Linked DNA regions of Homo sapiens: region 2 is linked to region 1. Evidence: read pairs that join two places in POLR2A ChIA-PET (ENCODE). Cell type or tissue: B cell. All regions are shown on one strand. Links, peaks and the distances in the headings refer to the core of each region. The heading gives the core; the rest is flanking DNA. Region 1 overlaps ARHGAP18 (Rho GTPase activating protein 18). Region 2 has its middle 53 kb from the start of ARHGAP18.

Evidence for each region. Peaks named below come from ENCODE experiments on the same cell type or tissue, not always from the same donor. Only the 100,000 strongest peaks of a DNase experiment are listed, where the experiment ranks them.
Region 2: POLR2A ChIA-PET joins it to region 1 with 10 read pairs; 9 of 35 experiments call an interaction of 5 or more read pairs at or near these places.

The regions. Positions count from the first base shown.
Region 1 is chr6:129,680,368-129,694,929 of GRCh38, reverse strand. All of the region lies in intron 1 of ARHGAP18 (Rho GTPase activating protein 18), which reads left to right. Among named protein-coding and RNA genes, the nearest start is that of ARHGAP18, 23 kb to the left of the region's middle. RefSeq lists an enhancer at 10,592-10,886. In B cell, for the core only: no CTCF peak of the experiment used is centred there; a DNase peak (open chromatin) is centred at 7,499; H3K4me3 peaks cover 275 bases.
Region 2 is chr6:129,755,263-129,771,407 of GRCh38, reverse strand. It overlaps the pseudogene RPL5P21. Among named protein-coding and RNA genes, the nearest start is that of ARHGAP18, 53 kb to the right of the region's middle. RefSeq lists an enhancer at 2,554-2,723. In B cell, for the core only: no CTCF peak of the experiment used is centred there; no DNase peak of the experiment used is centred there; H3K4me3 peaks cover 471 bases; H3K27me3 peaks cover 1,794 bases.

The sequences.
Region 1 (14,562 bases), core at 4,411-9,410:
TTGACAAGCTTTGCAGAATCTCCACCTTGGTGAATGTATTTCCATAGTAAGAATATTTCTTTTTAATACTTAAGCTTCATAGAACACAAGTCTTTCAGCAAAACATTTTTTACTTAATATCTTCTATAGAGAAAATTAATATTTATGTCTTCAAACCCAATAAAACATTTTAACCTAAATGTGGGGGAAATATCTCAAGTGACATGTTGAAAACAATACACAGTGTCAGCTAAGAGGATATATGCCACTGTCACTGCCTAGAAGCAACTCATAATCTTACTAACTGGTCTTCAGTTAATAGCATTTTAAGCGTTTTGTATTCCAACATGATAGTTTCTTTATTCGACATGGGAGTTTTGTTGTGTATGTTTTAGAAACTGGTTGAGTATCTTGGTAGATGTGTTACAAGTTTTTCCACTTAAAAGTGGCACAGTTTCAGTGTTTTCTTGCAGAAAATTGATTTTTAGGTAAGGATCACTGCCACTGAGTTGGAGAGGCTATCTTACCTCATTTAATCCTCATAGCAACCCATTCAGGCTGGTGGTATTATCCTCATTTTACTGATGATGAAACAGAAGCACAGAGGTAAAGTAACTTGCCCAAGGTCACACTGCTATTGGCACGGCTGAGATTTAGACCTAGGCAATTTGTTGTCAGGGTCTTTACCAATGTGCCATTCAGAAAAATTATTTTGTTTCTATCTTTTGTGAACCGAATGCTATTTCTTCAAGTGTATACAGAGCAAGTTAAAAGTACAAGGGAATGTTTGCCTGTCTGGTAGTTTGTGTTTGTTTTTGTAATAAAAGCTCTACTCCCTTTGGTATTTGGAGAAAGTTATGCCAGTCTGGATTCTAGGCAATTCACTGGTAGTAAAATAGGTACTTTGGGAAATCACCTTAACTGCTTTCAGGCGCCAAGATGCTATTTACTACAATGAAGTAGTAAATACTTCTACAAAATTCTGCCATTTAGTAAATAATTTTGTGCCGCCTTGACGTCGACTGGCATTTCATGGTCAGCTGTTCGTATAACTGGGGCAAATTGTATCATCACAGAAAAGAAAAATATATATTGAGCACTCTCTAATTCTAAGTACTTTAAGATGGAATTTGTTTAATCCTCATAAGATGAGAATTATTATCCTCATCTTAAAACTCAGGTACATGAAATAACTGGTCCCAGATGACATGACCTGTATGTAGATCAGCTTTGGTTTGAACCTCAGTCATTTTCATTGTACTGAGAGGTGTACAGTCAGTGCAGTTATTGTTTTTCTCTCTTCAGTGTGCCTGTGTCTGAGTGGCAGTGGGGCCTCAGTTCACAGGGAGGACATTTTCTATGGCAGGCTGTGGTCTGGCTCTTCCTAGCAGCATTTGGGGTGGGCCATGGCTGTAGTGGGGGCCACAGGAACCAAGGGGGAGGTAAGAATTCCTGTAGATAGAGCAGAAGAGAAAGCCCTAGGCTGGGGCCTTCTTCTCTCCCCATTAGTAATCATTTGAAAACTGGAAACTCCATAGATGCATTAAAAGTCTTCCGGAACCAGCATGACACAGAAACAAGATATGCTTTGAGAACACCACTGCCACCACCACCATCACTGCTGGCATTAATGGTTGTATTTTTCTTTAGAAGATGAAGAATCAGATCTTCTTAACCTTAGAAATAGTATAGTAAGATGACTGTGAGTCTCCTTATCTCCAGGTCTTCCCCAACAATCTAGATTGTTTCAGTACCCTTGCTGTTGCATGAGAACTTTCCACTGAAATCCAAGTGACAATTCTCTTTGGGTGTGAAACAGCTTGGAGTTCTCACAGTTACCGATGAACAGCTCTTTTTCATGTAGTAAAGCCATTTATATATTTCAGGGGGACAGAAGGACATTAAAGTCTTGGCCTACCACAGACCCAAAGGTTCTAAAATAAAATGACCTATTTGGTGGTTCAAAAGTGCCTTTGATTAAATTACTGGATATTTGAGAAGGTGATGAATGAGGGCTGGCTGGTGGGAGAGAATATACTTGTAATAATCTTTTAGTCATGGATCTTTTTCATAGCATGTGGATTTTCTTGGTTTATAAATATTAGCCAAGTGATCAACTCACTGCAGCTCTTTGAGGAGCTTCTCCATTTTTAGGCGAAGTAATTTGAAAGTTCTCAGGAAGCCAAAGGTACGGGGATTGCCTTATTCTTGGTCCTAAACCTAGACCTGTTTTATAAATAGATGATTTCCAGGCCAAGGTGTCCCTGTATGACATGTTCCCATAAATGTCCTGCTGCCACAAATTACAAATCTTGGCAAAAATAGAATTCTGTGTCCACTCAAACTGTTGCTGCTTTCCTAGGATGCCATCCCATGCTGCCTTTTCCCTGTAGAGTTCTGTGGGTGATGTCTGTATGTTTTTGTCTGTATGCTTTCATATTTATCCCCTAAAATTCTGTGCCTGTTTAACCACCTTGACATGATATCATTTCTCCGTACCCAGGCAAATGGTTTGTATGGAGGGATCTTCCAAAGTCAGCCAACCTAGTGCAGGGAGGACAAGGAGAGGGAAGGAAAATATGAATGAACTCTGTGTTACTGGGGACCCAGGCATGATGGAATATTCTTGAGAAAAGGGTCTGCTCAGGCGAGCTTAACTCCCTGGACAGCCTGCCTTTGAGGAGAGGAAAGGAAGGAAGCATGCATTTTGTAAAGAGTAAAACATTTCACAAGATACTGAAAACAAAATCCACAGAAATGCCCAGGCTGCCCAGCCTTTGACTTAGGCCAGTAGGCCCAGAGGTTGTCATTCAAAGAAAGAGGGGGTCTTTGGGTTTCAGGGCCAGGAACAGAAAAATGGGCAGGGGCCTGGAAGAGGAGAACAATTATGGAAGGAAAGGGCAGTTGCTCCTCCTCTGTCACTTTGCAGAGGTGCTGGCTGTGTCAGTGCTGAGGAAGCCCCAGGCCAAGCCCAGGTGGCCCCTGAGAGGATACTGCCTGAGGCACTCCTGGCAATGGAGGTGGCTTGCAAGAACAGCCAAGGACTGGAGAAGCCAGTGTGGGCTGAGCAGGAACGGGGATGTCAGATGCATGGACATAGCACTTCCTGGAGCACATGGCTGCAGGGAGGAGTAGATGTTGCCCCTCAGAAGCCTTTTGGGAACCAGAAAACAGATTGGGCAGTGGGTGGGTGAGGACTTCCACAATTATGTGAATGTAGTATCAGCCAGAGACCTTTTGTTTATTGCCATTGTTGGGTAGTTCACACCTCCGAGATTATGCTTCCTGGTTAGGTGGCCCGAGAAGCACTTGTTTAGGTATACTTTTAAAAAATTTTAATTGATAGCGCTCGAATACAGAATGTCACTTACAAAACTTTGTTCTGTGAACCCTTGGCCAGTAAGTTTTAACGCTTAGAGAGAGCCACTCTTCAAATTTCTACCTGAAATCGTAATAATCTAAGCATCTTGAAGAAATGATTGGAAGTGAATTTTATTAGGAAAAAACTGCTTACTCAGCAAAATGTTAAAGTGCACAGAATTCTTTTTAGATTAAGATAGATCTTTCCATGGAGATGCTAAAGCATTTCTGCATGATTCAATATTTTCCCACCCCCGAGTACTAGTTTTCTTTTTCTGTAAGTGGAGTTCTCTAGGCTTCTAAGGGCCCCATGCTGGTGAGAACTGGGGCCAAAGTCTGTGTAGTCTTTATCAAGGCATAAGGTTAGGGAAAGTGTGTGTTTATGTTGGAGGTGACTGTTTGGGGGTCATTCACTTCCTTCCTTCCCCCATAAACATACTACCTGCTTCTTCCCCATCTCATTTGTATTAGTGGACTAAATTAATGATTGAATAACCAGTTGAATTGTGAGGATTTTGTGCAATAATATTACATGCATTGTATTACTCAAAGGATCAGCTTATATTGAGCCCAATATATAAATTATTGAGATGCAAAACAATTGTTATGGGGTGATTTTGCATTCGAGTAGCATTTAAAAAATACAATTCAAAGGTAGTTTGTATTGAATAAGTAATGATAGCATTGAAATGAATTTTCAATTTCAAAGATTTTAAGAAAATCTTTGAAAGCATATAAATTTTGCTTTATTCAGATGTTGTGAAATATTGTGAATATTTGAAATTGTGAAAGCATATAAAATTTATTTGGTCTCACATGAATCTTCTAGATTGTGACATACGTTATTAAGCTGGTGAAATTATAGTATGAAATGTTTTTCTTTTCACGGGGAGGAATATGAAATGCTAGAAATCTATATATGCTGTATTATTGATATGTATCCTCTAATCCTGAATATCTTCAAAGTGAATATTTATAGTATTTAATATTTTATTTGCATTACATATTGGGAAAAAGTAAATGAAATATTATTTGTTTGAAAATGAACCTTATCTATAGATTCTAAAATTGTACTTGTGAGTAATGTAGACAATCAACTCTCTTTAGTCTCTGAATTGTTATGTTTTATTGTATTTGCAACATGAATCATTTTGCATTTGGAGAAGTTATATGTTGTATGTAATAATTGATGACTTGAGATGAGGGTAATAATCTACCACTTTTGTTTAAGCCACATCAGATATTAATTGTCACTATCTTAAGCATAGCATTTGTAGGTTTCTCTCTGATAAACATATATTTAGTTCAGCAGTGGTTTTATTCATTTTTGTGAACGGTTACACTTTAGGCACTGCATGTATGTGAAGATAATATAAGTATTATGAATACATTGTTGGTGCATTTTTACTTACAGTTTCCATACAAATCATTACACACACACCACATACACACACACACACACACACGTTTACATGGGCAGAACATTTATGTTGATTTTGTAATGAATAAAACATTATAAACGGACTGTTTGGCCAAAGTGCTTATATGTCTGCTTATTAACATAAGATTAACATAAGACTCATAATTTAAATAGATGTAATTACTTAAAAATGAATCAGCCTTCTTTAGAAATTAGATGACAAGTTTACTTACATGGCCAAACCTCTTTGTAGTTTTGGAATTCAGAATGGAAATTTGAAGGCTGGATGCCAGGAGTGTGGGAGGTACACAAAGAATCGTTTTTCCAGGAATGCTGTTTTCCAGGTTTCTGTGAAAAGCAAATGCGTGCCTTTTCTGAGTGATGAAATAGAGGAACAGAAAGGTGTCAATATATATGTATTCTGCTTACACACTCACAAGGATTCCTGCAATTATGCTGAAAGGGCATTTTAATGCGAACCTATAATGTTTAAGTGGATTCTTATTCCTGTATTCTTGAGGAAAGTACTCTGGTGAAGTTTTCAAATTCACAGCAATGTATGCCTGTTTCTCCTTCTTGGGGTAGTTAAAAAACAATACATGCCCATTTCAGCACTTTGGGAGGCTGAGGTGGGCAGATCATTTGAGGCTAGGAGTTGGAGACCAGCTTGGCCAACATGGTGAAACCCTGTCTCTACCAAAAATACAAAAATTAGCCGTTCATGAAGGTGCATGCCCATAATCCAAGCTACTCTGGAGGTGGAGGCAGGAGAGTTGCTTGACCCGGGAGGCAGAGATTGCAGTGAGCCGAGATCACGCTACTGCACTCTAGCTTGGGTGACAGAGTGAGACTTAGTCTCAAAAAAGACAAAAAACAAAACCATCCAAGCAACCAAAAAAATAATACATGCTGGTTTCTCTTATCCTCATGTGAGAGGGAAATCAGAGCTTCTCAGCTGTCAGGTTTCTCCTTGGTGTCTTTCAGGCTGGAGACTGGTAAGTTTGTTCCCAAATGCCTGACAAGGCCTCAGAGATGATCATTAGTGGCAGCACCCATTTATTCCTCCAGAAATTTCAGATTTGCTCCCTTGATTCTGCTTGTTTAATAAATTCCAGACAAAGAAGAGTAATAGCACATACGTTTTGCATGCTAAAGAATTACTTAGAATTTGCCTCTTGTTGGCTCTGTGACATTGAGATTCTCAAGGAGACAGGAAGAAAATAGAAGTTTTTATATTAGACAATAGTTAGATGCAGTGCTCTTAGCATCAGTCTATTGAATCTCCAAAATATGGAATCATTGTCACTGGTAGCAGCTATATTTGGATTTCATTAGCCAGTGTAGTAGCTACCAATGATAAGGCATATTTTTTTTTTTTGACTTGGAGTTTCATTCTTGTTGCCCAGGCTGGAGGGCAATGGTGCGATCTCGGCTCACTGCAACCTCTGCCTCTTGGGTTCAAGTGATTCTCCTGCCTAAGCCTCCCAAGTAGCTGGGATTACAGGCATGTGCCACCATGCTTGGCTAATTTTGTACTTTTAGTAGAGACAGAATTTCACCATGTTGGTCAGGCTGGTCTTGAACTCCTGACCTCAGGTGATCCACCCGCCTCGGCCTCCCAAAGTGCTGGGACTACAGGCATGAGCCACGGCACCCAGCTGATAAGACGTGTTTTTTAAAAACTGTGCTGTGGTAACTCCTTGGAGTTTGTTAACAGGTGCTTTATGTACTATCCCATGTTTTCTACTAAGGATGATAAGCACTGTCATATCTGTGTTACAGGACTGGAAGTTATAATTATTATAATGTTACATCATTTTTAAACCTTGCTATAGGTGTTTACAGAAGAATGACGTCTTACATCCAACTAAGAAGATCAGAGAAAGTTTCAGGTTTCATCTTGCTGGAGCAGTTGGATAGGATTGGGTTTTAGGGGAAAAAGGTAAATACATTCTGAAGAGAGAGAAGTTTGGAAGGGAGCTGATATGTAAGGATGCTGACGTGGCTCTTGGGGAGGAGAAGAAAAGACTGGAACGAGAGGTTGAGGCCACTTTGTGGAAAGTCTTAAAGGTCAATCTTGACTGAAGAATTGGGATTTCTTTTCATCCATGTCTGCTTGTGAACTGCCCACTCTTCAGAATACCCAATTGCTCCATCATGGATCACTGGGTCTACTGAACTGGAACTGTTCTGATGGATTGACACTGTAGTGGGAAGAGGGAGCTCTCGATGACGAGATGGCATGGTTTTGTATCTCAGATCTACCCTTATTGGTTAACTGACCGTGGGTGAGTTACAAAACATCTCTGTGCCTCAGTGGTGTTGTGAAGATTTAAGTGAGCTAAAGCACACAGGCCCACTGGAAATAACTTAAAAAAAAATGTTTGGTTACTATTGAACTTCTTATGCTATCTGAGACAGTTACCTCCTCTGTCGTGTCATGAACATAGTTTTCAATAAGTATGTGGAAGAATCTAGAGATATTGTGATGAGAGAGGGAGATGGTCAACACAGGTTAAGGTGTGGGTTAGAGGAAAGAATGGCACCTTGTATGAATTGTTGCCACTTCCTGTCTGAAGCCTGCTTTCCTAGAGCAAAGATCCTCTCCTATTTCCTTCACTTGTTCTGGGAAGAGAATGAAGGTGCGTCCTCAGTACAGCCCTGCTTTGATAGGGTTTGAGCCTGAGCCCAGGTGTCCTGATGAGTCCTGCTTGGTGCCTGAGGAAGAAGAAAAGGGTTGTTGTGGTTTGTCAGCCCCAGACAGGCAGGAAACGCTTTCTTAACACTATGTGGGTGAGGTTTCAGCTATATGCTGTGTCAGTAGATCCTCAGACTCTTGGCATTTCCAAACATTTGTAGTTTCTGGCATTTGCAGTAATTTGGAATGTTGGAAACTGGTAACTTACAACTTCTCTGAGACCCGTGAACTAGAGTTGCAAGTCCTAAAGGTGGGGTGCATAGAAACTGGTCCCTGCATACCTGTTCAACATCTGTAGCCAACTGTCATCTCAAAGGGATGAAACTGTGCTTGCAAAGAATGGTTTTATGGCCAGGCGCAGTGACTCACGCCTGTAATCCCAGAGCTTTCGGAGGCTGAGTTGTGTGAATAACCTGAGGTTAGGAGTTTGAGACTAGCCTGGCCAACATGGTGAAACCTCGTCTCTACAAAAATACAAAAAAAAAAAAAAAAAAGAAAAAAAAAAGAAAAAAAAATTAGCCAGGTGTGGTGGCCGGTGCCTGTAATCCCAACTACTCCGGAGGCTGAGGCAGGAGGATCGCTTGAACCTAGGAGGTGGAGGTTGCAGTGATCCGAGATCGCGCCATTGCACACCGGCCTGGGCCACGAGAGCGAGACTCCATCTCAAAAAAAAAAAAAAAAAAAGGTTTTATTAGGGAGGGAATTCAGTGAAAGATGACGGGATGACTCCCCTGACTCCTGAAAAATATATCAATCTGGAGAAAGACAAATCCATATAACTTATAACTTGTAACACTTAAACACTTCTATAGTTGCAAATCTGAGGATTCTGGAAGTTCAGCCCATATTTCTCTGGAATATCCAGGTGGGTGGCTTTCTCAGTATCCTAGGGAAGAGACTGAACTTTGAAGAAGTCGGTGCCCTGTGAGGAGCCAAGGCAGCTCTGGGTAAGCGTCTGGTCTTTGCCAGCTTACCTGCGCAGGGAACCTCTATCCTCATATCTTACTGGTGGAGTGGTAGGCTGGAGGCTCCTCTGATTGGTGAGATTTGGAGGTGAGGTAAGCTTTCAGATGCTCCCTGAACATCACTTGTAGAATGTGCAGAGAGTCTTATGGGAATGGCTGGGAAGGCAAGCTCACTAGGAGATGAGCAGCCCAGCCTGTAGGGGACAGTGCAAAGGAGAAAGTGGCTGAGGAACACAGGGCAGCCATGGTAGGAGGGTTTGGGAGCGTGGGAGTTCATATTTTACACTATGTTGGTACTTACCATGCAAATGAACGGCCCTGCTGGGAAAAGAACCTTTATCCAGAGAGGGGATCCGAGGAAATAGTAAGAGTTGGGTTCCGAGAAGCTGTGCTGCATCACGGGAGAGCTCGGTGTTAGGGTCTTTTGCAAAAACCCAAATTTATTTAATTTTCCTTTAGCACAGACTTTTCCTTTTCTTTTCTGATTTTTCTGCCCCTCCGCCCGCCCCCGGCAATGTAAGGGCTGAAGAAGCATTTTTCTTTTACAGTGGGGTCAACTTGCTTTTGATTTTGAAAGTTGTTGCCAACATACAGGCAGGGTTGTTGCAAAAAGACTTCTTCGTTTCCTAGAGGAGGGCTTGAGTAGGGAGAAAACCATCTGGACTTCTCACTTCTGGGAACTCAAGTATTAACTAAATTCATTTTTGTGTGTAGATCAGAGGGGAAAATAAGAGGAAGTGGGAGAGGAAAAAAAAAAGCTGCCTTGTATTTTTGAATATGGAAAAAACTATCAAGTGATCACCGTGATCAGCACATTTAATGGTTGCATTTAAGTCTGAATAGAATTTTTGAGAAGGCTGGGCTTTTTTGACATCTCTTTTTAATGAAAAATATGTAACAATAACCTTTATACAGTACCTTCAATTTGCCTGGTATTGTGTGCTTTATAATATCCTATATTTGAATATTGACTCATTTATATTTCACAATTTTTTTTTTTTAGACGGAGTCTTGCTCTGTTGGCCCAGGGTGGAGTGCAGTGGTGTGATCTCAGCTCACTGCAACCCCTGGCTCCCAGGTTTAAGTGATTCTCCTAGCTCAGCCTCCCAAGTAGCTGGGATTACAGGTGCCTGCCACCATGCCTGGCTAATTTTTGCATTTTTAGTAGAGATGAGTTTTTACCATGTTGGCCAGGCTGGTCTTGAACTCTTGACCTCAATTGATCCGCCCACCTCGGTCTCCCAAAGTACTGGGATTACACATGTGAGCCACTGTGCCCAGCCCTATATTTCATGATTCTATGAGAGTAGGTATAGTTATGGTCTCTATTTTATAGTTGGGGAAACCGAGGCCCAAAAGTGAAGAAAACTTGCTCAAGGTGACATGCTAGGAATGTGGTGGAGCTGCTTTGAAACCCTGGCAGCCTGGTTCCAGAGGCTGTCCTGTTAATTACTACGCTGTGTCCAGTGTCCACCGCCGGAGTCTGAGAAAGCAGTAATGACGTTTCTCTATTTCAGTGACCTTGCATATTGGATTTGCCCAGTTTACTTTGGAAGTACCCATTCCACTTTTCTAGGATCATGAAACACTGTATTTAATACTCAAATATCTTAGTGCTGATATCTTCTCTGATTCTAGAGGGCATTTCACAGATCTTACTGAAAAATTCCTTGGGGTAGTATTAGGCTTCGGGTTAAGTAATTTATTTATTAGACAAATTTCTTGGCTTTCATGATTTGGGTAAAGTATGGTCAATCTGTGTACTTCTGATTATATGCTAAACACGTGAAAGTCACCAGATGGCCAACTACGATGATTCCCATGGACTTCTACGGATATATTAATGCTGTTTTGGAGGACCCTCTGTGTGCCGCAGGCTCCATGACACCTAATGTTGGTGGATGCGTTCTGGTGTGTATGTGTTTCCATGAAATTTACAAACTAACACACAGCATTCTAACATGTTCACTTAGGAACTTTCAAAACTTTGCCCTACAAGACAACATTCTCAATAGAGAAAATTTAGAAAAATAGCAGCACAAAAGAGGAGGCAAAAGTCACTTATATTATTAATATAATACTACTCTAGAGCTAACCACAATTGAATTTTATTTTGCCTCAGTATTTTTTTCCCATGCACATTCCTAGGCATGCTATCTTAAAGCAACAGTTTGTGTAGTTAATCTGTTGCTCTCCCCACAGTTATATTTTAACTAGGGTACTGAATACAGAACGTTTTGCACATGCATTTTTGCTGGAGAAACCACAGATATGTAGCCATTTATAGTGTTTCTTAGCTATCGCATGCATCATTTCCTCTCCTACTTCCTCCTGTCACTGGCAGTCCTGCAGCTGGCCTGCCTTGCCACTCCTGACATCTGAGTCATCACTGACATCTCTCTCCCCAGGCCTGCTCAAGGAGCTCTTACTAAGCTTTGTTATTTTTTTCTCTCCAAGATTTTTCAGATCTGTACTTTATTTTTCAACGCCCCAACTCAATCCTAATCTGCACTTCAATCATCTCGCGCTGTCAGTGTCAGTTTCTTGGCTTTGAGCTCCTTCTCTTTTCAATTCACATTTTCAAAAGCCATTTTCTCCCAAGTGTTTTCTCACCTTTCCTTTCTTAGCAGAACTCCCCCCCGCCGTGGTTACACCTCCACGTTACTTTCCAGGTATGCCCACATCATTTTATGATTCTTGATGGTGTTCTCATTCACCATATCCACTTTGTGCAAGGCAGAGATACACCTTGCTGCTTTGTTATTGCATTGTTGTGAAAGGTAAATTGGGCTGGCCCCAGAGAAAATTGTGAAATAAGGAAAGATTTTGCCATCTCCAACCTCTATTTTCCATTACATTTTTGACTCATCAGGGCTTTTTTCTTCTCTGACTTGTTATCATTCCGCTCTGTAATTCATACTGCTAATCAAAATATGAAAGGATCTGATATTGGTTGTTTATACGTAAATGAATTTGATCACAAATTATTAACGTGTGATCAATGTTTTAATGAAATGAAGCTAATGCAAGTAGATATAGTTTTTCATTTCTACGGGAAAAAAAGCCCGTACTTGGCAGATAAAAAAACCAACAACCCTGTGCTGGTTCCTTCCACCTCAAATTAAAAGAAAAAACAAGGCCGGGCGTGGTGGCTCACGCCTGTAATCCCAGCACTTTGGGAGGCTGAATTGGGCAGATCACGAGGTCAGGATATCGAGACCATCCTGGCTAACATGGTGAAACCCGGTCTCTACTAAAAATACAAAAAGTTAGCCGGGCGTGGTGGCGAGTGCCTGTAGTCCCAGCTACTCGGGAGGCTGAGGCAGGAGAATGGTGTGAACCTGGGAGGTGGAGCTTGCAGTGAGCCGAGATCACGCCACTGCAGTCCAGCCTGGGTGACACAGCGAGACTCCGTCTCAAAAAAAACAAAAAAAAAAACAAAAAAAAAAAAAGAAAAAACAAAACACATTTCTCACTTTTTTTTTCCTGAAGTATATAAGTCTGTGAATAACCATGGTGGTAAAAACAGAAAGGAGAAACAGAACGAGAAAGAAAGAAATAGAACAATCAATAGAATATAGTAATATTATCAAGCTATGTCTTTTGATTAAAATGTATTATATGGTTTACCTTGATTAAAATGCATTATGTGTGCAGTTTTCTCAAAAAAATTCTTATTGTGTTTTATTGTTCAGTCCCTTGTTTATTCTCAGCTGTGTGTCCAGTTACTCTATCCATCTTAGACTATAAACTCATCAAGGCATTAAACATGTTGTTTTCTTTATTCCTGAATCTCAACATCTAGTTAATGCCAGGCAGGCTGTGGACAGTCAATAAATGTTTGCTAATTATGTGATGATGCTTTGGGACATAAGAATGTTGCTTTGTGTCTCTAGGGTTTTAGTTTATTTTTACCAGATCAAACTTTAGAATTCGACTAACACTAATGTCAGAAGTCTGTGTTTCAGTAACCATCTACAGATAATGGCACCCAGTTGTCCATGAGGAGATGCCATTTGCATCCTGTGTGGGTGACAGCTATGCTTTGATTCCTCTTGGATCTGTAGGACTACTTGCCTGTAAGACCTCATGTATTGTTCTGGGGGTCTGCCAGAGAGGGAAGCTAGCCTCAGAACACGGGGAAATGAGGCAAGGGGGCTTCAGAAGTGGTCATGTCAGGATTCTGGCTTGGCAAAGAGAAAGGCGTGGGTTGTTTTATGTTCCAAAGCTGGAGTTATTTCTTCTGTGACCCTGGCATGTCTTCATACTTAACAGACACCAATATTGTCCTTTCCTTGGTTTAGCCAAAACCGGGGGTTAGGGTGGGTAGTAGGAGGTGAAGGAGCTTTTCTTCAGTATGTATGAAGGGGATTGACGTAATATCTGCTTTCATAAACTGAATCTCCAGTGAGCCTTCCTTTAAAAAATAATTGTATGTAAAAACCACATAATGATTCTGTAATTACAGTGTGTTGGCACAGTTGTTAAATTATAAATTTAATAAGCTAAGATGAGCTCAGTAAGAGTATAGGCTTTTCACTGGAGTGAAAGGACATTACTTGATGAGATACAGCAGAGAGGAAACAATAGACTTTTTGTGTAGCTGCCTGAAACTTCTGCTAGGTGAAGGCAAGCCAATAAATGAAGAAGAAGGGATAATGGATTGCCTAACCTGTGAACTTGGTCACCATGTTCTTTGAAAACAAAGTGAAATGCAATGTGTTGTCTTTGGACTGTCTCACAGTGCTTACCCTACATCAGACAACCCTTGTCTAGTATTTCACGGATTTTGATTTGCTATTTATTTTGCATTTGCCTTCATGTTGCTATGTTTTAAGCCATGAAATGAATTATTTATTCTGTTTATACAAGCAAAAAAAAGTTAATAGCTCAAATAAAATGGGAATATATTTGTAATGGCATCATAGTATATGATGTGGTATTTTTATTCTTGCTTAAGAGGCTGAAGATTGAATTTGTATACTAATTCAGATCTGGAGAGAGAAGAAAGTAGATGGGGCTTATATACAAGCAGTCATTGAATTATTGATTTATATGTAGGTTTTCTACCTCAGGATGTTTTCTTTTTTGGAGGACACTGTTAAGTATTAACAATGTTAAGAAATACTTCTAGCTGGGCGCGGTGGCTCACGCCTGTAATCCCAGCACTTTGGGAGGCCGAGGCAGGCGGATCACGAGGTTAGGAGTTCAAGACGAGCCTGGCCAACATAGTAAAACCCTGTCTCTACCAAAAATACAAAAATTAGCTGGACATGGCAGTGCGTGCCTGTAGTCCCAGCTACTCAGGAGGCTGAGGCAGGAGAATCACTTGAACTCGGGAGGTGGAGGTTACAGTGAGCCGCGATTGTGCTACTGCACTCCAGCTTGGGCAACAGAGTAAGACTTCGTCTCAAAAAACAACAACAACAGCAAAAAAAACTTCTGATTAAGGATCTTGGCAAGTGGATTCTAGAATGGCAGCAATTCTCCATGTCCAGGAAACTAGAGAAGGAGGCGAGTCAGGATTATGGTGGGCTGTGTTACAGTTCTACTCAAAGGGTTTATCGGGAAGGCAGAGATTTGGCCCATCCTCCACTGCTGTCATTGCTGAAGTACAAAGTCATAATGCCTCCTCACTGTTTTCCTTGGAGCCCTGAGGTCCATACATACTCTCTGGGTTATCCATATAATTTTGCCTTTAGGCTTTTAGGCTCTCTAGCCAAGAATTCCTTTTTCAGTTAAGGAAAAGCAACTATAAGGAGCATGTCCCCTGGATGAATGCCATGTTACTCTTCCAGTTCTGGAAACGATCTGGCTCCAGGGTACCACCAGACCAGGCTTCGGCCTTGCCCAGATTTACCTCTGATCCTAAAGGCTCCTGAGAACTGGCCCTGTGTAGGGGGCTGCTTGCTGAGCTTTCTTGGGCTCTTTCTCCCAGGATTAATACAGTGCAGTGTCAAGCCAGAGTTCTGAAATGGGTCAGTAAAAGTTACAGGAGCTGTTCGAAAGGAAATTTGAGGTTATTATTGAGGAGGAAGGAGAGGGGGAGAAAAGAGGTATAATATTAGTTTTAATTTGTATGGTACTTCCCAGTATAATTTAATTAAATTCTCACCTTAAACGCCTTAAATAACTTAGGA
Region 2 (16,145 bases), core at 4,258-9,257, 77 kb before region 1:
GGAAAAACAAGAAAGGCATAGAATTAGAAAAGTGTGACGTCAAGGAATTCAAAAGAGGAAAGAATTTTGTAGAGGAGTGGGACAGAATAGCAGAGTTTAAGCCCAGGTTTGGCATTGTAGGGGCCAAGAGAAAACAGACCCTTTGCCCATGAAGGTTCACTAAAAAAAAAAAAAAAATCAACTAAAGGAAGGCAGATTAGTTGGAGAAGAGGCATCCAGAATTTATTAACATGTACACAGGAGAACCACAGCTTGATTACATACTATCCAATGGGTTTCAAAGCTTATATACCACCCTGACAAAATTGGTTATGGGAACAGGATGAAGAGGAATTCTGTTAAGAGGCAATAGGATTACTAGAGTGTATTAGTTCTGACACTGCTATAAAGGTACTCCCTGAGACTGGGTAATTTATAAAGAAAAGAGGCTTAATTGACTCTCAGTTCCACATGGCTGGGGTGGCCTTAGGAAACTTACAATCATGGTGGAAGATGAAGGAGAAGCAAGGGTCTTCTTTACATGGTGGCAGGAGAGAGAAGTGCAAGCAGGGAAAATGCCAGACGCTTATAAAACCATCAGATCTTGTGAGAACTCACTATCACGAGAAAGCATGGGGGAAAGAAAACAGCCCCCATGATCCAATCACTTCCCTCCCTCGACACATGGGGATTATAATTCAAGATGAGATTTGGATGAGGACACAGAGCCAAACTGTATCAGAGGGAGAATGAATGACTCTGAGGACAGAAATTAACCTGTAAATAGTTCACTTTGGAATCGGAATGATCTTAGGAGGCAGACATTATCTTGCGATGGGTCTGTTCAGGTGTGTTTACAGTTTTGGTCTTACGCGGGCAGTGGGTGGGGAGGTGGAAATAAAAAAAACCCACTATTCTCCTTGATGGATCTGGATGTTAAACAGATAAAGGAACTTCAGATCCATCCTGTGCTTTGGGAGAGATGGTTAGAGGTGGGGTGGGAAAGGTCAGACCTTGAGGCTCTTTCGGTTCAGCATGTTGAAGTGCTATATTTTGAAGTATTGGTTTCTGAGCCCCAGTGATATCAAGTCAACTTGGAATTGGCCCCTGCCTTCAACTTTAGCCATATTTTCTTGGAAAAGTTACTCTTGTGGAGCAAGGCTATAATTTAGACTGGTTAAGGACTGTTGAACTTTGGCACCAAACAGGATGGAATTCATATCGTGCTCCACCTATTAGCTATCTTACCTTGGGCTCTCAAAGCCTTGGTTTCATCAGCAGCTAAAGATAATATTCTCTGTCCTTATCCATTACCAATTATTGTTTGTGTGCCTGTATGGTTTGGATGTTAGCAAACACATTATTGTATACTATAAATTCAAAATGTAAGATTGTGATAAATGCTGCTAAAAATGCTTCATGTGGTAATTAAATGTGATAGTTGTAAAGATTTTAGTGGTGCTTGGCAGAGAATAAGGTGCAAATAAGTGATAATTATGATTTTTGTCATCAAAACTGAGAAATTCTTGGCTTTGGTGATTAGAACACCTTGGGCAACCCTTCAGAACCAGGTTCATTGCAATATAATAAATAGCAAGAAAAAAATGGCAGATGGTAAATGAGGTAGATGGAATAAGGAATCTCTGCTATGAATTTGAATGAGTCCATGGGGCCCATAGCAGGAGCAGTTGTGTCTCCCCACTTCTGTTTCTATTTTTGTTCGGGACAGAGAAGTAGGGATTAAAACCTATAAAACAGCCCCACCTTAGTTATCTGCTCTTAGCAGGTCTGCATCTTCCTTTCCAGTTATGAAATCTTTGATTTGGTTATACTGAGAAGGTTCTTTCTCCTCCTGCAATCACTTCCTTTAAGAAATGTCCCTAGACTAACTCTGTCCATTTTCTAAGTGGTCATTACAATAGAAGGACTTCCTCCTGTGTCTCCATGTAATATTGACAACATGTGAAAACCAGTAACTGCACAGATGTATACAATTATACAATTATAATTGTAATTATATATGTACAATTATACATAGAGATCCAAAAAACCAGCATTGTCTCTACCCTTAAGAAATTCAAAGCTGCTGGTATGGTGGGGTATGATTCAACTAAAGACAATGAAGAAAGTATCACTGAAAAGCTACAGAGAAGGGGAGCCAGAGTGGGCCTGCTCTGGAGTCAGGATGTACTCAGGTAGCACTTGAGTCCTAAAAGGACAGAAAGAAGGCTAGGTATAAATGGTTCACACCTGTAATCCCAGTGCTTTGGGAGGTCAAGGAGAGAGGATCGCTTGAGCCCAAGAGTTTGAGATCAGCCTGGGCAATATGGTGAGACTCCATCTTTACAAAAAAAAAAAAAAAAAATCAGCCCAGAATAGTGGTGTGTGCCTGTAGTCCCAGCTACTTGGGAGGCAGAGGTAGGAAGATTGCTTGAGCCCGGGAGGTTGACACTGCACCAGCTAGCACTTGTCTCAGCTGTGTTTGTGCCACTGCACTCCAGCCTGGGCAACGGAGCAAGGCCCTATCTCAAAAAAAACAAATAAAAGAGCCACAGGATGGGGCAGAGAAAAAGGGAAGAAAGAGAGGACTTTCCTGCCCCAAGGAACTGGATTCATGGGCCAGGCCAGACACCTGCTAGGGATTCAATACCTGACTTCCCCTCACCTGTGTCCTGTGTGGGCTCTCACAGGCCCAGCTTTCAGCTGTGAAAGCCTCTCAGATTAACCCTCCACATACTTGGCAGAGATGACTGGCTAAAAGTTTTTCAAAATGAAATAATTTTGTTATCTGCAAACCATGGAGAGTTAATGTTGCTGGTTTCAGTAGTAGCTGAGACGGCGTGCTCTGAATGAGGCTCAACTTGGAAAGTAGCATTTTAGGGGGCCGAAAAAAGAAGAAAAGGAGGCATAAGAAAAATAATAAAATGTAAATAGCACCTAAAAGCCATTTGCTTACGTATTGCACACCTAATGTATAGTGTATTTCTATCTTCAAATAATTGACCAGCCCAAAATAGCTGAGAAGGTCAAGAGTTAGTATAGGGGTCCATAGCAAATTCAAGAACTTCAGCTTTCCTGTAAGCGCCACTAACAGATGATCTAACCCATCAGTTCACCAATTCATCGTCACGGGAACATTTATGGAGTACTGGCCGTCCACCAAGCCCCCAAGAAAAGATTTATGTTTACAGTCATGAATCAGCCAGGCATTCTTTGCTTGCATTTTGCTTACCATCTGGAAGACTTAAATTTTAAGATGTATGTTATAATATAGGTTAACATTTCCATTTCAAAACTAGCACAATTACTTTATAAAATATTTAAGAAAGTTGTTGTCTAGTAGGAGGCAGATTATGATGGTACAGAGATAATTAATTTGTGGCACATTGCCTAGATCTTCAAACACAAGGCAATTCTGTACTTAATCCTCGAGGAACAGTGATCTGTTAGGATTAAACCCTTTCGCAGTTTACACCACAAGCTTGATCCCGGAGGCAACTTAATTGGGCAGGGAGAAAGCTAAAGACTAAAAGCTGCTGGTAGGTTTCAAACATCTCTATCATCCTATCAATAAAAAATTTCCTAAGTGCAGAGCAGTGTATCCTTACTCTGTTTTTTAAATTTTATTTTTGCGGTGGGGAAGGGGCGCGGGGATACGGAAGAGATCATTTCCAAATTTAAGGTATTTCCTTCACCGAATCGCACCCTCGTGCCCACTCCTTCATTCTCCCTTTCTCAAATCAACAGAAGTCAACAGTTAAGGGGCTCTGATAACAGCAGCTGGGAAGAAGCCGAGCATGCTCAGTAGCTGGGGCCGCTTTCTGAGCACATAGCAAGCTTTGGTTTGCACCAACACCGGCTAGCACTTGTCTCGAGATGCTGCCGGGCTCGTGCACAGCTGATGCCTGTTCCTGGAAAGCTGATCTCTACCCAATAACATGCGGCTTTCGCACGGTCAGCTGCAGCGGCGCAGCAGCGGGGGTCCGAGGAGCCCGTGGGCTGCAGCCGCTCTGCCGGCTCAGCGCTCGCACGGGTATCCCCCTCCTCGTGGCCACGCTTCAGCCCGGTCCTTCCGGCAGCTGCTGGATGAATAAGCCGAAATGACAGGATTGTGGTTAGCCGTGAAGAGCGCGTAGATGCCACAAAGTAGGTGTGTCACGGAAGAAAGTGCTTAGGGAAGATTCTTGCAGGAGATCTAATTATCGCTTTTCGTCACTTCTTGGGACCCTGGCGTTCCCTGCTCTCCACTTGCGGAAGATGGTTATAGTAGTGACAGAGCTGGCACAATGCTTTCACCTCCGGTAAGGAGAGCATCTTTGCATGCTTTTCTCTTTGCAACGCATATCAGCTTTGAAATATACAGCTGGGAAAGGTCTTTAAACTAGCCTTGCCCTCACTCTACTAGTTTGTTCTTAAGGAAGACTGGGGAAGAGGACTTTTTGTGTGATTTTTAAAAAATCTTTTCAGGTTGGGGTTAAAGACAAGCATTAGTGTTCTTACTAACCTGTCTGTCTTGCCTCTAAAATTTACTTGGTAGAATTTTGCCTTGAGCCTAACATTTAAGTCTCCATTTGCAAGATGAGGTTAGGGGTACTTTCTTTTCTCTTTTAAAAAATAATTCCTGGGATATTCTTGTAAAAGGTACATTATGCTTGTAGGTAAACTGATAATCATAATAGCCTTTTCGAGATGATTGTGATTTCAGTTACAGCCAAGAGAGAAAAACTAATCTTGACATTCACATCAACCTTGGTCAGCGTTGAACTTACACTGAGTAGAGGAAATAGTCGCACTATGATTATCTGGTTATTTGTTAAGAAAAAACAACACAACCCCAAACGTGTTCAGGGTTTACTCTTGGAATAAATAGGAGACACAAGTTTAAACAAAAATTTAAAATTAGTACTCGTCATTTTTGGGTGCTGAAAAGGATGGCTTCTCCAATCAGGCATTGGTTTAAAAGTAAAGAAACATTTTCAAAGTGTAGTTTTGTGTTTGCAAAATAACATTTTTGATAGAAATTGTGGAAAGTCAACATCTTCATATGGCTCCTCATATAAAAGAAAAAAAGCAAAAGAGGGGTCTGTAGGAACTGAAGCCAAGAGCAGCTGCATAAACATATCTAACTCTGTGCCACCAAAGAAAACCTGTCCAAAATGTCATGTAATCATAGCTACAATTTCCATTGCTATTAATTTGCCATCCTCACAGATTTAGCAGTTTTAAGAGAAAGCACTTTTCCAAGTAAATCCCAAGTTAATAAGATAGTAGTAGGTCTACAAGTATTGTCTAACATTTAGCAACTATAATCAAATGGGGCAGAAAAATGTCTTTTTCCTAGTTTGGTATTAGACTTGTTTCATGCTCAAATATACACTTACTAAAAACAACTCATTTAAAATAATAACTGTATTCTTTCTCTGAGGCATCAAAGGATTTTTCCTTATCAAAACAAAAATAAAAAGAATAAAAATCTTTCAGTGATGCAGAGGAAGAAAAAAGACAAGGAAATACTTGTTGAGTGGTGAATACTTCACTGGAAAAAAAAGTTGGAATTTCTGGATAGTTGATTGCTTTTAAAGCCTTCTTTTAAACATAATTTAGTATTTGTGACGCATACCCTGGCAGGCCCATTTAACCATGAATGAGTGACAGTATCTTTATAGACAAACTGTAAAATATGTTCAAAATTTGCCTTATAACTGGTAATCCAAGCCTTCGCTGATGTACTTGCTGATTTCCGTAGCTTGCCGTGGCAGATCTGCACAGGTCTATGAAGGTGTGCCTGATATATGAAATTCAGGCAGGTACATAAGGCAAGGGAGGTGCGTCTTAGCCCTGAAAAGAGTTAAAGATGATTGGAACCAGTCAGGAAATTCTAACAAAGCTAGAAGGGGACAAACCTGAGGACACATCCCCTAGTAAGAAAGGGTGAGGGGTCAAGCTTGTATAGGGCTAGAAATTCCTATTTCTAGTTTGTTCTGTAGGGACTAGAACCCACATACAGTCAACAAGCTTTGTTCTACAAAAGGGATGAAGTTCTTTGAAGTCTGATTACTTACCCAGAAGCTTGGAGAAACCCATTTCTTCCTTTTTTGTGTGTCAACACCCCAGCATGATTAGTAGCACTCCACTTCCTGAGCCCTCAGTGGACTTATGGGAAGACAAAAGCTGTCTGAGTTCTCTGGTGTTAATAGTTTGACCTCTGATCTTTGCCTGTTCATGCTGCTAGCCACTCAGGTCCCACCCAGGTGTCCCTTAGTGAAATTAACGTAAGAAGTGCCCATCTCAGAAGCTCTCAAAGCCCCAGGATTTTACTGAGGAAAACCTGTCTTCCATTCCCTTGTCTGTGCTGGTCTCATTGTCTGAGATGGTAAGTCCCCAACCAGCGATGATCATTCCTATTCTAGTTAGACATAAAATGTGTTCTAATGCTGAGTACCACACTCAGCAGTGACCCAGAGTAGTGCCGTAATGATCAGTCATAAGAAGAAAACAGGAAAAAGTGATTTCTGCATCTGAATATGAGAGAGACTTTCTGTTCCTTTCTCTCCCTCTTTCCTCTGTCACCCAACTGTGACACAATGAGGAGTAAAACTATTCCAGGGCAAGTCATTATATTTCCCATTTTAAGGGGTGAGAATTGTGGTGGGGCCATCGCATATTGTGTCCCTAATCTGTCCCAGACCCCACTATCCACCCTCCATGTCTCTTCCATATCAGTTAGAAAATAACTGAGATTTTATAAGCTCCCTTAGAGGCAGTTAGTCTGTGAAGCACATGGTTGAAATATAATGAATTCCCTTTTAACAATCAAATAGTCCTAGAACTTCTGTTCTAATGTGTTTTCCCTGCCTTTTGCTTCATTAAGAACTTTTGTGTGCCTCTTTATTTCTCTACTACTATTTTAGAGATGGACTCAGCTAGTGCTTAGGATCTGAACATAGTTCAGCTATATAGCTTGTTTATTCTCAAAACTGGGACCAGCATATATCCCAAGAACATTCAGTAGATGGCTACATGATCAGAAATGTTTTTATCTTACTATAAAAGTTATATATTATTTTTCCTATAAATTATACCTACTATAACAAAATAACATAAATATAGATATTCAGTGTATTGATGAACTATAGGGTTCATCACTATAGGGTGTGACGGCTCACACCTGTAGTCTCAGCTACTTGGGAGACCAAGCTGGGAGGATGGCTTGAGGCCAGGAGTTTGATACCATCCTGGGCTATATAGATCCCATCTACAAAAAATTTAAAAAATTAGCCCAATGTGATGGCACATGCCTGTAGTACTAGCTACTTAGGAGGCTGAGGCGGGAGGATCCCTGGAGCCCAGGAGTTCCAAGCCGCAGTGAGCTATGATCTTGCCATTGCACTCCAGCCTCGATGACAGAGCAAGACCCTGTCTCTAAATAATCATCATTATCATCATCATCATCACCATCAAATAGAGAACTTTCTCAGTTATTCCCTCCATCAAATTTATAACAGTCTAAAAATAGCTATTCAGCTATATTTGTATAGCATGATAGGTTTCAGTCCTAGTGCTAATCACTGATTGGTTTTGATGTAATAAAGGAATTTTCCATTACTTAAATGATTCCTAGCTTTGGTTTTAGCAATTTAATGAAAAGATAATTGTACCTACAGAGAACTGGAAATACTCAAACATTAACTATGTGTAGTCTAGGCAAGATGCCAGAAAAATGAAATTAGTTCTAGGATTGATATATTCATGCCCCAAGTTCCAGGGATTCTGTGTCATCTTCAAGGGTATAGTTAGCTTCTAGCCCAGCCAGTGACTTTCAGATTGTCACTGCTAGGAATACAATTTGAGAACACAGACACATATTGAAGTTTGAGGCAGAGCCTTGTATTGTTTCTCTGTGATATTGTTTCTGCCAAGTAGCTCAGCAATGGAGGTTAAGTGAGGGCCATGGCAGACACCTTATCAAATGTGAAAGTCCAGTTGGAATCTGTATATTTGCATTTCTTAGTGCTATGAAGAGCAGACAAAGAAATAGTATAGAGTGTGACCTCTGGTAGGGCACTGAGGGAAGCCCTCTCTGAGGAAATGATGTATGATTTGAACCTGGAATGGAGCTGAAGTCTGGGGACATGTTTCTGGTTGCTTGGTTTGCTCTAGCAATGGATATATAGTAGTGTGGTCAGACCGGAGGGGGTGTGTGTGGGGGGGGGGTAATGGCAGGAATGGAGTATGGGGGTGGGAGTGAGGTAGGGACTAGGGTGTGGGGGAGATGGGGAGGAAGGAGATAAGTTTAAAAAGATAGGCAAGGGCTATAGAGACTGAATTTTTAAAGTGCAGTGGAAGCCACTGGAGGATGCATTTTAAAGGAGCACTATGGCTGCTATGTGGAGAATGTCAACAGGGAAAGCTGGGAGATCAGGAAAGAGGTCATTGCTGTAGACAGGAGACATTGGTAACTTGCACTAAGGAGGTAGTAGTGGAGGTGGAAGCCAGCACATAGACCTCCTTCTCTAAATTATGTTTTATTTTTAATTACAAACATAATGTACTTTCATTGTAGAAAACCTAGAAAATACACAGACATGTCCCCAAAGAAATGAAATCATAACCCCTCCACCCAAACTTAATTGCTGTAATATTTTTGGTATCCTACAGAAAACTTAGAAAATACAGGGATCTGTCTTCAAAAGGAATGAAGTATTCTATAGTCTTAGCACCCGAACTTACAGGTAATATTTTTGGTACCTGTCCTGTGAACCCTTTTTGACACCAGTGTTGTCATTTTCCGAGAAACTGGTTTATTCTGACAAAACATCTCTTCTGGCTTAAATAAACTGGAAAATGTCTGCTCTAAGACTGGATGAGAAAGTGAGTGTATGTGCCACAGAGTCACTTCATTTATTTATTGAATATTTTACTGCACGCCAGATGCTGGGCTCTGTGATATGTGGTGTCTGTTTTTCTCAATTAACCAACTCCTTTCACAACCTAAATTGTTAGCACTACATTCCTTGCAGTTAGGAAGGCTGAATTTTCCCCTTTGACCTTCTATATAAGTTGTGCTTGTTCACTATCCTGCTTTAGCAGAGACATGGGTATTAGTACTCTCATGACATTGGCGTCTTTTCACTAGAGATAGACTAGGAAGAGGCTGAACTTGGGAGGACCACTCTGACTTGGAGTAGACCAAAAGAGGTCCAAAGGCTGAGAGGACCAAATTTTTTGTTGTTGTTGTTTTGCTCATAGGTCTTCATCTTTCCAGAAGTACTTATCAGTAAAGGAGAAAGTGGGCTTCCTCCAGGCCCCCAGACAGGGGCTACTTAAAACATAGAAGGGAGAAATCTTGCAGTAGTCTCCTTATAACTCTCTAAGAATGTATTCATTTGACCTCTTACTCTGGTTTCAAATACGTTCCATTTAATAGGTGTGTAATAACTTGATTATTAAAAATACTAGTAGGGTTTGCATTCTATTTCCAAGCTTTTAGAGTGATTTCATGCAAGTTACTTTATGAAATAAACATTTAAGACCACTTCTTTATCTGTCCCCAGACATCTGAAATTCAGCATACTGATAACAGAATAGGGTTTATATTTGTAATCCAAGCTTGCTCCTCCTGCTGTATTTCCTGTCTCAGTTAAGGCTGACCTTTTCTAAAGTCTCCCAAATGATCAAGGAGAATCTTTTTTAGCTCTTTCTCTTCCATCCAGTAGGAAAGTATGTCTATGCAAGTTCAGAAAAGCCTTGTAAAACTTTTCCTCTCATCCATTCTACCAGTCGCTACTTTGGTTCAATCAACTTCTATCTTTCACTGGGTCTGTTAAGCATTGCAGAAGGCTGTGAAGGGAAGGTTCTCATGCTTGTATGCCTGATTTAAAAAAAAAAGTTACAAAAGACCAAAGAAATCACAAGTTTGCACAAAGGCCATTAAAACCTTCTACAAAAAATACCTCTGCAAGGACATCTGCCCAGCAACTGCCAGTTCAAACTTAGACTGGCATCACCCTTGTTATTGATCTTTGTAGCCAAGGATAATTATGTCAAAGCAATTATGTAATCCTCATTCTTTCTTTTAAAACTTTGTCTTTCTTTACCTCCCTGAATATAAACATGGTTTACCATGGCAGTGTATTCCTGTTGCAATGCTCCATTCTAAAATATCTTTCTTTTTTTAGAGAGCCTCTCTCTGTTATTTAGGTTGACCTATATTTGGTCAATTAATATTGTAGGAAGTTACAGTGCTCTATCTGGTCCTTTATGCTACAGCCAGAATGATCTATTGGGTGTTTTTTCCTACAGGTTTTGATTATGACAGTCTCCAGCTTTTACAATACTGCATATCCACATAAACTTCAGACTTCTTAGACAAGGTACATCCCGATTTGCCTATGTTCCAATTTCCCTATTTTCCAATTTGCCTATGACTCCCCTCTCTCACCATTGTCACCTGTAGTCCAGCTATGTTGATCTTCTCTTTGTTCCTTGAATGTATTAATCCTGAGCTTTGTGCCTCTGCACTTGGTGTCTCCCCATGGAATACTTTTCTCCCTTTTTTCCAAGAGGCATCATCCTCTTCATTCCTGAAGATCCAGGCCTAATGTGACCTGTTTCATGGCTACTTCAGATCTTGTCAATCAACCCTACACTCTCAGAACAATTTGATCAATATTAAAGCATTGTTTTTTTTTATTCATCTCCAATCTATATTTTTCTTCCATTAAACTTGGGTCTGTGAGGGTAGGGCTTTGGTGTTTGGTTCCAAACATTAGTGTGCACTTAATGTTCACCATGTGGATAAGTGAGTAAATGAACCACTTTCTCCTTCTCTCCTTTCCCTTAGTCTGTCCTTCATCTGGAAGGAAGTCTGTCCTTCCAGATTGGATAAGTTTTGTGCTCATAGAAGAGTGTGCCTTCATGGGTGAGGAGTGGTATGTTGTGTTTTGTTTTGCATTCCCGATGAGTCTATCATCATTTCTTAAATCCAGGAGTTTCTAAGAACTACAGCCCTTGGGCCAAATCTGGCCGGACACCTGCTTTTGTAAATAAAGTTTTATTGGAACATAGCCACACCCATTCACATATGTATTGTATATGACACTTGTTTGTGGCAGAGACCGTGTGGTCTGCAAAGCTGAAGACATTTTCTATCTAACCCTAACAGAAAAAGTTTGCTGACCTCTGCTCTAACCCCGAGAAAGAGCTGGAGGCTAAGATCCTAAAAGTGATTGCCTGTAGAAACATTTCCAAAGTAGCAGCTGTTAGGCCCTTATATGGAGTAGTAAATGTCTAAGATTGATTTTGATTTGTATGATGAATATAGAAACTATCTAAGAAAATCTGAAGTTCTGGTAGCTTTGTTTTAGTAATTATAAGACAGATGATTTTGACCTAACTCATCTCTAAACAGCGATTCTCAAAGTTGAATCAGAATTCCATGGAGGGCTTGTTAAACTCCTCCTTCTCCACAGTGAGTTTCTAATTTAGTATGTGTGGGAAGAGCTGCAAAAGTTGCATTTGGAACATGTTCCCAGACGTGTCTGGTCTAGGGACCACACTTTGAGAACCATTTGTCTGCAACAGTGTTCTGAGCCTTAGCTGTGTTTCAGAATCACCCAGAGAGTTTTAAAATTATTTTAAGACCATGCTTGGCCCTTACCCCAGGCTCACCACTTTGGAAGTCCCAGGACTTGAATGTATTTTTAAAAGAATGATTCTGAAGATACTTCCCTGTCATGGTTTATAGAACTATCATATAGGCTTTGCTGGTTAAGGTATGTATGAGATGTTTTGATAAGTTCGAAACAACAACTCGACACAGGTTTTGTTATATTATCAGTATTCAGAAAATCTATAAACTGGAATTTTGTTATCGAATGGATATTACATTTGTCAGTGGACTGCAATAAAAGTATATAGTCCAAAAAGTATAGTGTTCAATTCAGCAAAATTATTTTTCTTTATTAAATTTGACAAGTACTGCATTCGTTTGTAAATTTGTTTTCAGTGTGTAAAATTGTGATTCTATACCTGATACTTCCCTTTTCTACTTTTCCTTGAAAGTCAGTGAGATTTTCTTTTGACCGCACAGTCACATGTGAAGGCCTCACATTTTGCTACTCTTACATGGTGTCAGAGCAAGAAACTTAAATGTACAAGTGCCGTCTAGAAATGGCTGCGGCGCTAGGGAGGTTATCTTTCCTGGCTCTTCCTATTCTGTGTGCAAGGAGAAAACATCCCTTAATATCTGGGTAAGGTACCTTTTAAACATTATAAAGCCCTTATTACTCTGTGTGTGCTTTTGTTTAGAGAACTTGTTTCCCCTCTACCACAGTTTCAACATACTGTATGCTGGCTGTGCTCATTTTAATTTTGTTGATTGCTATTTATAATGTTCTGAAGCCAAGTATTATGTCTGAATACAAATAAGGCAAAACAACAATGAAACAGTAAATGTAGAAGAACCAAGCCTTTGGCACTTTGGCAGCTAATATAATAACCTCAGCAATCATGATCCATACAAAAAACTGTTAAGCACTGTGTTTATGAAGAGCAAGCATTTCTGTCACGCTTTTGGCATGCATCCTTTATTTTTTTTAATTCTTTAATCTTAAAAGGATAGGAATAAATACCAAGACTTGGGTTTATAGATCCCCAAATCCATACAACAAAATAGCCATCAACTTCTTAAACTACATAATTCTGTATTATAGAATCACGATGATTACTAATGTGAAATGTTGGCATATGAATTTGACAAATGGCTTAACAAGAATAATGTTCTGTAGTATGAAAGAGCTCATTTATTAAGTGTCTTTGGATTAATTCGAGTTTCAACCTGGCTGTCTTCAGTGAAATTTTTCATACTTCTTTTGCGTATTATTAAGATTAGAAAGGATATTAGAAGCTATTGTGAGTTAAGTAGAAATGAAGACCTGTTGTTCTTTCCTTTTCATGGATATCACCTGCATATCCCCTGGTCAGCTCAAAAAAGAGGGAATTTTATTTCTAAGGATTTATTGTTATAGCTTCTAGAAAGCTATTGTACCTGGGAAAACCGCAAAGTAATGGAGAATGCTAATTTATTATTCTGTTGTTGTTATTTTAAGCATACTCATTAGAAGTACAAACTCTAGTTCAACTAGGAGAATTGATTGAGATGGAGACTGTTTCTTAATGATCATTAATTTTTTTTTTATTGGCTCATCACTTTTTGCCTGCTAGTGGAATTTCATTTCTCAGGTGGGAATGTTCTAGATTCCTTCTTCCTACACAGGCTGGGCCAGCATTATGGACATAGTTCTAAGAGATCTCCTTGTTCTGAGAGCAAAATGAAGGACTTCTTGTCTTTTCTATTGCTCCTAGGAATGTAGTTTAGATAAGTGGATTCTCAAAATGAACATGCTTTGCCCAAGGTCAGATGGGCCCCATGCTTGGTTTAATGCTCTGCTGTTGCTGTCCTGAAATTCTTAATATTTCTTGAGCCCTATTTTATGGGGGAAAAGGCATCTTAATTTCCCTGGGCATAGTTGCTCACACCTGTAATCCCAGCACTTTGGGAGGCTAAGGTGTGAGGATCACCTGAGGTCAGGAGTTCGAGACCAGCCTGCCCAACATGGTGAAACCCCATCTCTACTGAAAATACAAAAATCAGCTGGATGTGGTGGGACATGCCTGTAATCCCAGCTACTTGGGAGGTTGAGGTGAGAGAATCACTTGAACCCAGGAGGCAGAGGTTGCAGTGAACTGAGATCACGCCACAGCACTCCAGCTTGGGCAACAGAGTGAGACTCTGTCTCTTAAAAAAAAAAAAAAAAAAAAAGTTATTGGACAAGGGGCTTCACATTTTTATTTTTCACTGTACCCTATAAATTATGTAGTCAGTCCTGCCCAAAGGAACTGTATTTTATTATTGATTTCGCTATAGATTTTTAGCATGTCTAATGCACAAATGAATGAATGAATGAATGGGTCCTTCCTTATTCTGAGAACAAGATGAAGCTTTCTGCATTGCTCATAGGTGTGCAGTTTAGGTCAATGAGCTCCTAACATGAATATACTTCAGACATAATGAGGTGGAGAGTTGAGTGATGGTTGGGTGGAAGTGCCAGTAGTAAATGAACTTTTGAAGAATATAGATTCTCAGGCCTCACCTGAATCTTCCTGAATCAAAATTTCTTGAGACTGGAGCTCAGGAATCTGTATTTTAAAGGCACCTTAGGTACTACTGAGCCTGTGCCTGAATGACAGTCTTTTCCCATAGAGCTCTACAAGGCCCGCTGGTCTGTGCCTAGATATAGATTTCTTTGGGGTAAGGTGGGATTTGTCAAAGTTGTCAAGAAAAAGGCCTATTTCAAATGATCTCAAGCGAAATTTAGGATACGGTGGGGGGATAGCCAGGCTAAGAAGTATGATAATCCAAGTCTAGGGTGATCCAGTATGATAGCAACAGGGCTACCATTTGTCTAATGGCTCATTCCCCATCAAAGGGATATGATACTTCGTGTACCTTGTGCTCACAAACTCCCAAAGTATGAGGTCAAGGTTGGTCTTAGGAACTATGCTACAGCATAAAGTGTCAGCTTGTTGCCATCTGGTGCCCTCCTCACAGATTTAGCACAATGGGATCTACCTCCAAATGGAGGGAAACAGAGGCGTTGTAGAAAAGCCTGATGGTAAGCCTGGTACCTTCATGTGCAGTTTAGATGTGGGCCTTGCCAGACCTACTATAGGTTTGTGCAGGGGCTGGAGGGGTGTGGTGAGGGTGACATCTGAAGCAAGTTGTGGATGTGGGCTTGTCCATCTCACAGTACCGAATGACACCCAGGTTTTCATTCAGAAAGCAAAGATTCAGGGTAGGAGGACATCTGACACCTGTCATGGTGCACATTGTATGTATCTCCTAATGAGAGGTAAAGATGCTTATGAGACACAAGTCTCTCAATCCATAAGGAAACTTGTAACTCTAAGCATGATGGAGATGTGCACAGTTCATGTTGCCAAATGAGAGCATCTGCTCTATGAGAAGACAGGAAATTTCAGAAGGAGAGGTAGAATCACCCTGAAATGCCTTTTGCGCAGAAGGAAGAGTGTGTGCATGAGGGCAAACATCCGCCAAGCTCAGGAGCAGGTTAGGTTGCTGGATACCAAACAATCATTGTCCGTCATTGTCTAGAAGAGGTTTCAGATCAAGATACACTTGTAAATGGAGGTAGGAGGAGATTCATCTTAGTGGTGGAGAGGTAGAAAGGACAATAACTATGAACAAGGTGTTAGCAATAAAATTTATCCAGACAGAGAAAGTAATTTATTTTTAACCACTTGCACGATCTCATTCATTACTCAGTAAATACATCCTGCACAACTCTAATGTGTTAGGTACTATTCTTCTAGACACTAGGTATGCAGGTTATTTACTAGGTCATATGCTAGGTATACAGGTTAAGACAGGTTAATTCCTCCTGTTATGGAACCTGAATTTTGATAGATGATTAATAAACACATCATGGTTGTCATGTAAATTAGTACAGTCATTATGAAAAACAGTTTGGAGATTCTGTTTTAAAAATTAAAAATGGAGCTATGTTATCCAGCAATCCTACCACCAGGGATATATTCAAAGGAAATAAAATCAGTATGTCAAAAAGATATCTCTATTCCCATGTTTATTGCAGCATTATTCACAATAGCCAACAAATAGAATCAACCTTAGTGTCTCCCAATGGATAAATGGATAAAGAAAATATGGTGTGTATATACCCAGTGGAATACTGTTGAGCCTTAAAGCAGAAGAAATCCTGTCATTTGGGACAACATGGATGAACCCAGAGGACATTATGTTACATGAAATAATCCAGGCACAGAAAGACAAATACTACATGATGTCACTTCAATGAAGAATCTAAAAAAACTCAGATTCATAAGTAGAGGGTAGAATGGTAGTTACCAAGGGCCTAGGAGTTGGTGGGCAGGATTGGGGAGGTAGGTATTGCTCAAAGGACACAACATTTCAGTTAGATAAGAAGAATAAGTTGAAGAGATCTATTGTACAACTTGGTGACTATAGTTAATAACAATGTATTGAGTTACTGAAAATTGCTAGGAGTAGATTTTCAGTGTTCTCACCACAAAAATATGTGCGATAATGTATATATTAATTCAGCTAT